Linked DNA regions of Mus musculus: regions 2 and 3 are each linked to region 1. Evidence: chromatin loops called from intact Hi-C (ENCODE). Cell type or tissue: left cerebral cortex. All regions are shown on one strand. Region 1 holds the start of Pdk4 (pyruvate dehydrogenase kinase, isoenzyme 4). Region 2 has its middle 19 kb from the start of Gm34470. Region 3 has its middle 50 kb from the start of Asb4.

The links. Peaks named below come from ENCODE experiments on the same cell type or tissue, not always from the same donor. Only the 100,000 strongest peaks of a DNase experiment are listed, where the experiment ranks them.
Region 2: a loop joins it to region 1, with 2.0 times the contacts of the local background. A loop is called at or near these places in 5 of 42 quality-filtered maps.
Region 3: a loop joins it to region 1, with 2.3 times the contacts of the local background. A loop is called at or near these places in 9 of 42 quality-filtered maps.

What each region holds. Positions count from the first base shown.
Region 1 is chr6:5,495,357-5,497,856 of GRCm38, reverse strand. It overlaps Pdk4 (pyruvate dehydrogenase kinase, isoenzyme 4), which reads left to right and starts at 1,579. Exons shown (of 11, transcript NM_013743.2): 1 at 1,579-1,824. The coding sequence starts at 1,695. In left cerebral cortex, no CTCF peak of the experiment used is centred here; a DNase peak (open chromatin) is centred at 1,285; H3K4me3 peaks cover 1,678 bases; H3K27ac peaks cover 1,353 bases.
Region 2 is chr6:5,581,178-5,583,677 of GRCm38, reverse strand. No RefSeq gene overlaps it. Among named protein-coding and RNA genes, the nearest start is that of Gm34470, 19 kb to the right of the region's middle. In left cerebral cortex, no CTCF peak of the experiment used is centred here; no DNase peak of the experiment used is centred here.
Region 3 is chr6:5,439,450-5,441,949 of GRCm38, reverse strand. No RefSeq gene overlaps it. Among named protein-coding and RNA genes, the nearest start is that of Asb4, 50 kb to the right of the region's middle. In left cerebral cortex, no CTCF peak of the experiment used is centred here; a DNase peak (open chromatin) is centred at 962.

The DNA.
Region 1 (2,500 bases):
CATTACCAGAAAACCGTGACTGTTGAAGGTCTCCATTGGATTTTTTCCCCCATAGGTCTGAGCAAAATGCTTGGACACAATGGCAGGCATAAATGCTAGAACTTATATGTGACCACTAGACAGAGGTGGTGGGATGGACAGAAAGCCAACGTGTTATTTCTAAGCAAGTCACACAAGTGGACACAACATTAGGCAGACCCCCAGTATTGGTGGTAGGTTTAAGAGGAGGAACTTTGATGCTAGACCTGTGCCTGCACAAGTCCACTAAACAGCAGAGCACTGGAATCTGGGGCAGAGTTTGAACTAGAGGCAGAAATCAGACATCAGTCCTGTGACTGGGTGAGCTCTCATGGGGGAAAATGCAAAGAGTGCACCCACCGTCATCTATGACTTTCATAACACCCCAGTCTCCTCATATGCAAGGGTCGAAGGCTAAGGGTGCCTTGGATAACAAACTGCCCTTGCAGTTTATTACTATTAGTAGTTCCCATTACATTGCATTTGCAACCAAGTCGTTACAGCGTCCCTAAACACTGGCTTCATTCTACAGTCCATTTAGAGTGAACGGGAGGACGAGAGAGGTTAGGATGAGAGTGTTATGACCCGCTAGCATGTTTCAACAGCAGTCATTAGGGAGGTCAATATTGGGCAGTAACAAAGTAGGGTAGGATGCACTGAGCCTCTGGGAAATGAAAGAGCCCAAATAACTAAAATATGCTACTGGTGCCTGCTAGTGACAAAGGCTGCTTTTTGGAAGGAGGGCAGCCGCAATGAAGAAAGAGCTTTTGGAGCAGACTGGGGAGTGGAGGGCGGTCAAGAGCAAACTAGAAGGCCTTAGAGAAAGAGGGGAATGACAGGGAAGGGGGACTACAGGGCCAGCCAAACCCTCAGCAAATCGCTCTTTAGTTTGCATTTAATTAACAGGTAGAAAGTGTTACAGGAGAGAAGTGAACTGGGATTTTCCACCACATTAATAATAAGCCTATTTAGGCAGTTTCTAAACTTGAGCTGTTCGCTAAGAAGAAAGTGGATAAAACTGTAGGGTGGTCCTTGCTTTCGAGGTCCAATGGCAAAGAAGCCCATACTTTAGTAAGCAGATGATTGGCTACTGTAAAAGTCCCGCTCTGAGCGAACACCAATGCACGCTCCGCGGTGAGATTCTTGGAAACAGTTTCTGGCTAGGAATGCGTGACATTGAGATGGCTCTGGAGTTGTAAACAAGGACAAGTCTGGGCGGGCCTGAAGTCCTAGCGACCTGGGATCTATCCCAAGGGGGCCCACGTCATCCCGGATGCCTGCTGTGGCTGCTCCCCCTATCCCACCCCAACCCTCCTCCCTCTCACCCTTTGCCCCTTGCAGGCCATGGAAACCGTGTCGGGATCACTGTGCCAGGCCTTTCTAGTGACCGCGGCCAAAGGGAGGAGCCCAAAGTTCTTTCTCTGAGCTGATTGGTGTGGCCCCAAGTTCAGAGTCCCAGAGCCTCCTCCTGGCTGGAGTTGTGGAGAGGGCGTGGAGGTAGATAAAAGGCAAGACATCGGGTGGTGGGAAGACCCAAGTGTCAACCCTTCACCCAGGCTCGAGCACCCGGGACCCTGGGACCACAACGCACTTGCTCCCTCTCGACCGCGCTCCTGACCCGCAGCCCTCGCCAACCCTACGGATCCTAACCACCGCCAGCCTAGGTGGGCGTCAGGATGAAGGCAGCCCGCTTCGTGATGCGCAGCGCCAGCTCGCTGAGCAGCGCCAGCCTGGTCCCCAGGGAGGTCGAGCTGTTCTCCCGCTACAGCCCGTCCCCGCTGTCCATGAAGCAGCTGCTGGACTTTGGTGAGAGGCGGGCGACGCAGGGCCCAGGAGGGTGGCGCTGAGGCTGGGGAGGCCCCAGGATGGGAAGGGCTGAGTTCAGGGCTAGGACGACTGAGGTCTCTTTGACCGAAGAACTCGGGATTCTCAAAAGGCTGTGCACCTGTTTTCCTAGTTTGGTTACTTTCTGACAGTTTGTACCAGAAAGGCTAAGTCACTTGTAACCATACTGATGCTCAACTTCGAATCTACTTTTCTCTTCTCACTGTCTAGATCATTTGAGTGTGTATATATATATATATATATATATATATATATATATATATATATATATATATATATCCTTTCAGCCACCATTTTAATAATGGACTAGAAGCTAAACTAACTCCTTTCTTCCCAATTTCCTAATAACACAAACTTACCTTAGATTGATAGATACAGATTTAAACTCATACTCCCCGCCTCCACACACACCCCGCTGATCTCTTGGCATGCCTAGCAGGCATCTTTACTATTTCTCCTTTATTGTTTTACAAGTATTTACATTACTACTACTACTACAAAAAAAAAAAAAAAAAGACAGTTACTCCTTTTCTTCCGCGGTGGCATATGGAACATTTCAAGATGTCAATGTGGTATTGTTTGTTGCTAGTCTGGAAAGGCCTCTGTCTCCTTCTACCCAGACCCTTTCAGGTTCATA
Region 2 (2,500 bases), 86 kb before region 1:
CTAGAGGAGAAGGGAATAGGACTGTGTAAAGGAGACCGGAAGGAGGGGGGTGCTGTAATTGGAACGTAAAATCAATAAATAAATTAATGAAAAAAATTAAAAATTAGTTGATAAAAAAGAATAGAAAACAAAATAGGAAGAGAAAGTACAAAACCACAGACATTTGTTTTCCCAAGTGAGTGCATTTTTTATGCCACATCTTTTGAGAATGGTTTGGATGTTTGGTGGTTTAGAGCATGTTATTTCATTTCTGAATGCTGAGAAGGCTGTTGGAGGAAGAGGCTTTGCAGTCAGAGAGTCAAGAAAAGCAGCTTAACTGCTGAGGTGGTCATGTGAGCTGAGGGTTTGGAGTTTGGGTAGAGATTTCCAAACTTTAGGCACATAAAAATGTTGACATTCATTTCTTGTTAGGCCTTATTCGGCCAGAAACTGAGGCCAAGTACTAGTGAGGAAGGCTAAGCCTTTGCTTGAGTTTAGAGACCTGTCTTGTTCACTTCCGTACTGGAGTGACTCAGCACTTCCTGCTTAAGCCTGCCTCTGTCTAGCTACCCCTGATGTGTCCATTTCTTATAGGCCCCATGAGATAACCCCACACCCCTGGTCATCTCACCCCATACCTTCTGTCACCCTTCCCTGACCCCTATGCCATCTCACCTCAGCAAAAATCCCCACCTTCTTCCTCAACCCTATATAAACAAAAGACTAATACAATAAAATGAGTTCCTGCTTTGAGGACTCCCAGCTGGCCTGGTGAATCTCAGCCCCAAGAGACTCAGCCAGACTGGGTTCTCTCCTTTGCCCCGGACATGCCAGTAGAGAGCTGACAACTTTTGTGGTAGGAAACTCACACACCATGTAACATAACAGCAACAAAAACAACCTCTGCTACTGAAGTCCTTATATGCCATCTTCAGTCTTGTTGGGTAAGTCAATCAAACCAGGACAGCTGAAACCCCCTTCTCTCTATGCAAGACTTTCTAAACCTCTGGAGAGACAAACTGAATCTAGGAGTGTTGGTCCAAGACAGTTTTAATGATTTCCCGAAAATCCAGTTCAATTTTGTGGGAGTTCAATTTTAAGGCTTCAAGAATATGGACCCAATGTCATCAGACCATTTATGGCACTTTCAGAAACACTGCTGTCCATCAAGCACCAACCATCATCCTATCAGACATCTCTGCACCTCTGCTTCTCTCTTTAATACAACCTAAGAGTCCTCTTTTTACACATGGTTTCCTCAAAGGCTAACTTTCATCATGCTATCATCTAAGCTACCACTCTTATCTCATAACTAATGTTTGGCATTTCAATAGCAATGCCTGCACAATATGAGTGGCATTAATCCACGCTTGCTCATGATGCCACATGCTATCATTAATAACTTGGGGTACTCTATCATCACTTCAGGCTGTGATGTCTTTAAATTCAGGAACTTGTCTTTGACTGGCATAACATTTGACCTAGAAGATGCCCTGAAAGTCCCAGAGGCCGAACAAGTACATAGGGCAATGAATACCAGACTGAACAGAGGATCAAAAAAAAGAAAAGAAAAAGAAAAGAAAAGCAGAAAAACTGACAGGGAAACCAAAATCAAGCAGTGTAGTGGAAAATAAAGATGTGATAAACAGAATATTGTAAAGAAAAAATAGAGTACAGCCGGAAGAAGGTCATTAGAGCCTTGAAGACAATGTGGGTGATTTAATCACAAATAGTTTTAAGAAACACGAGAAAAGAAGTCTGCAGGCAACTTGAAATAGACTCTTAAGTACCTTTCAAACCCAAGAAAAATAGGTAGCAGAAAAAAATCAATGCATTGAAACCCAACAAAGCTTCAATGTACCATCCCTTTTCAATCAGTTGGACAGAAAATGATGTGTTTAGTACATCCCCCTTCTTCATGTTTGGACCTTTAAACAGGGTATTTGGATTCACAGTCTGTAGCCAGCTCAGATTGTCTCTGCTTCCAGCACGCTGCTGTACTTTTTAAATGACACTAGCCTTCCAAGCAAGATTGATTGTAAACCTGAAAAGGTTATATGTGATGTAATGAATAACACATGCTACCCCTGCAAGTGTATCTCCGGAAGGGCACACACACCGCCTTCTGTACGTTCGCATCATTTAGAAAATGTGGGGATGGATTTTAATAATCAAGCCAAAAGAAAATTTCCTAATACACTTACTTGATGCTCTGCTCTAACTCATTCACTCAGTGAATACACGGTTATTAGGAGCAAACTATTTTTTTTTTACAGTCTAAGAATATCTATGAATAACTGAGTAGGTGAATGAATTCGTCATGTGCAAGACCTCATGCAAGACACTGGGAAGGTATTAAGATAATTCATACATTGGCCCTTCTCTTGGCAGTGGTTACAGGCTGGTACAGGAAGTAAAACCTTCCTGGAAATCGTAGTTAGTATCACCAGAAAGCACACATGAAAGCACGCAAAATGAGAGAAGATATTTGTTGAAACAGAGGTGTTAGTGGACTTCTCAT
Region 3 (2,500 bases), 56 kb after region 1:
AACTTGGGGCTGGAGAGATGGCTCAGCGGTTAAGAGCACTGACTACTCTTCCAAAGGTCCTGAGTTCAAATCCCAGCAACCACATGGTGGTTCACAATCTGATGCCCTCTTCTGGCGCATCTGAAGACAGCTACAGTGTACTTACATATAATAAATAAATAAATTTAAAAAAAAGTCGTGGAACTCTGCAGTTCTTGTCTCCTCAAGCGTGAAGTAAGGGTTCAGTTTATGAACTGTTTCATGGTGACTCTGCCAGCAGCACTTAGCTGAGGCCTCTGTGAGCACATGCTCATCGTTTTCAAATAACCAGCAATGACAAACGACACACCATTCCTTCAGTCACAAGACTTGGTATCAAGTGTCCCCTGTCCCTAGCAATGGCAGCAACAAATAACATCGTCCCTCAGAAAGGCCTCGCTGCTGTGTGAGAATGGGCTTCTCTCTCCTACTTTTTGTTCCAGTGAGGCCCCAGCCTGCTTGAGAGTGCCACTCCCATGTGAGGAGGGCCTTCTCGCTCTATGGTGCCTCACACAGCAGTCATCTCTGGACAGAATTTTACAGACCTTCGCAGAAGTTTGTCTTGCCAAGTTTCTAAGTGCCTTTTCACCCAGGAAGGCTGACAGCACAATAAACTATCATAGCAAGTCAAATTTATTTGACATCATTAACTTTGAGCGAAACTGAAGTTAAAACTCCAGAGACAACCACAGTGTGCTCAGCGTGGTTAAAGGTGGGAAAACTAACCTCCCTAACTATGGGTGAGACTGCTCAGCGATGAGACCTCGGATACTGATGGTGGAAGAGAAAATGGATGGCATTTGGATTTTTTTTTTTTTTGACAGTTTCTTATGGAAGTTGAAAGTAAGTTCCTGCTGCTGAAAAAGACACTGTGTATTTTGAACATAGAAGTCTTGGAAATTAGCCTGGAACTGGTCCAAACACATCCTACTTGAGGGCTAACTTTCATAGTGGCAGAAGGTACCAAGCAAGCTGTCAAGAGAGGAAATCAATCAATAATAGTCTTCCCCAGATTAAATGCCTATGAACCACAAAAATAGAAAAAGACAGACAGAGCAAGATAGCCCTAAAGATGCAATAGCGCTACTTACGTATATCTTGGAGGTAACCAACCACTGTCGAATGGGACACAAGGCCCTCTCAATAGAAGGCCTCAACTCCTGATACTATAAACAGTCAACTGCCCATGGCTAATGAGGTTATGGATATTAGATAAGAACCTTTTCCTGCTGTTTTCCTAAGCCAGCATAATTCTGACTGCATTCTCAGTCCTCAGCCTTACATCCACACGGAAGTGAAGTTCTCGCTCCTCACCACAGAAGCTCTTCTTTTGCAGCACACAAAGACCATTACAGTAAGCCACTACTAGCCAATATGCTAGAACAAGAGCTGGGGGCCACAGCTCCCATTGGTATTGGAGAACCCATCCCGGAGCGCCTCCTTGAGGAACACTAATCCACCCTCTGCATCCACAGCACAACCCCTACACCCAAGATCTAGTAAACTTGAAAGGGTGGGAACAGACAGAGGACTGGGAATCTTTTAGGAGATGTGTCTTCTAGAAATGACAGGGAAACAAAGACACCCATGAGATTTCAGCAGTAGAGCTGCCTAAACAGGACGTCAGCAATGATAGCGCCAGTTGACATGCCATTCCGGATAAGAAAAATCTCATGGAGCTCCAAGCGAAGATGAAGAACTGAAGCAATTGATGATTTCTCAGGGAGTGGGTTAGTCTTCCTCTAGGATGAGTTCCATGATTGGTTCTCTGATACCAAGTTGTCATCCCAGAAACTATGCACCTACAGACAACCATAATTCCGCTCACTAAACTCTCTTTATCTGTGAAAAATTAAAATATGGCCACAAAATACTTAAGTAAGAGTATTTAGAGCAGATTTTTCTAATGTATTAAGTCACAGTTTTCTAGAGAAATATCCAATAGGCTGCATATTCAGCTGTGCTGCTTAATGAAGGATATAAGTTCTAGTGACTGTAACAGCTGTGTGAGCATCATGGCATCTACTTACATAACCCTACCTGGCACAGCCTTGTATTTGTCATTTTTCTGCTGCTATGATAAAATACCATGACAAAAACAACTTAAGGAACAAAGGGCTTATTTTAGGGCGATATGGTTCATCACGGTAGAAAGGCTTGGTGTATCAATAGGTGTAGGAAGATGGCTAATATGATCCCATCTTTGTTTACTCATAGGTAGCAGAGAGGGAGAGGGGAAAAGAAGAAAAGAAGAAAGGAGGAAAGGAGGAAGGGAGGGAGAGGGGGAGCAAGTGAGCGAGAGAGAACAGGAAGTGAGGTAAGGCTATAAGCCCTTAAAACCTACCTCCAGTATTGTACATCCTCAGCAAGACTTCCACTTCTAAAGGTCCCAAAACCTCCCCAAACATGACCACCAGGCAAAGGACCAAGTAATCAAACACATGAGTCTATTGGGGGACTTTTCTCCTTCAGACCACTGCAA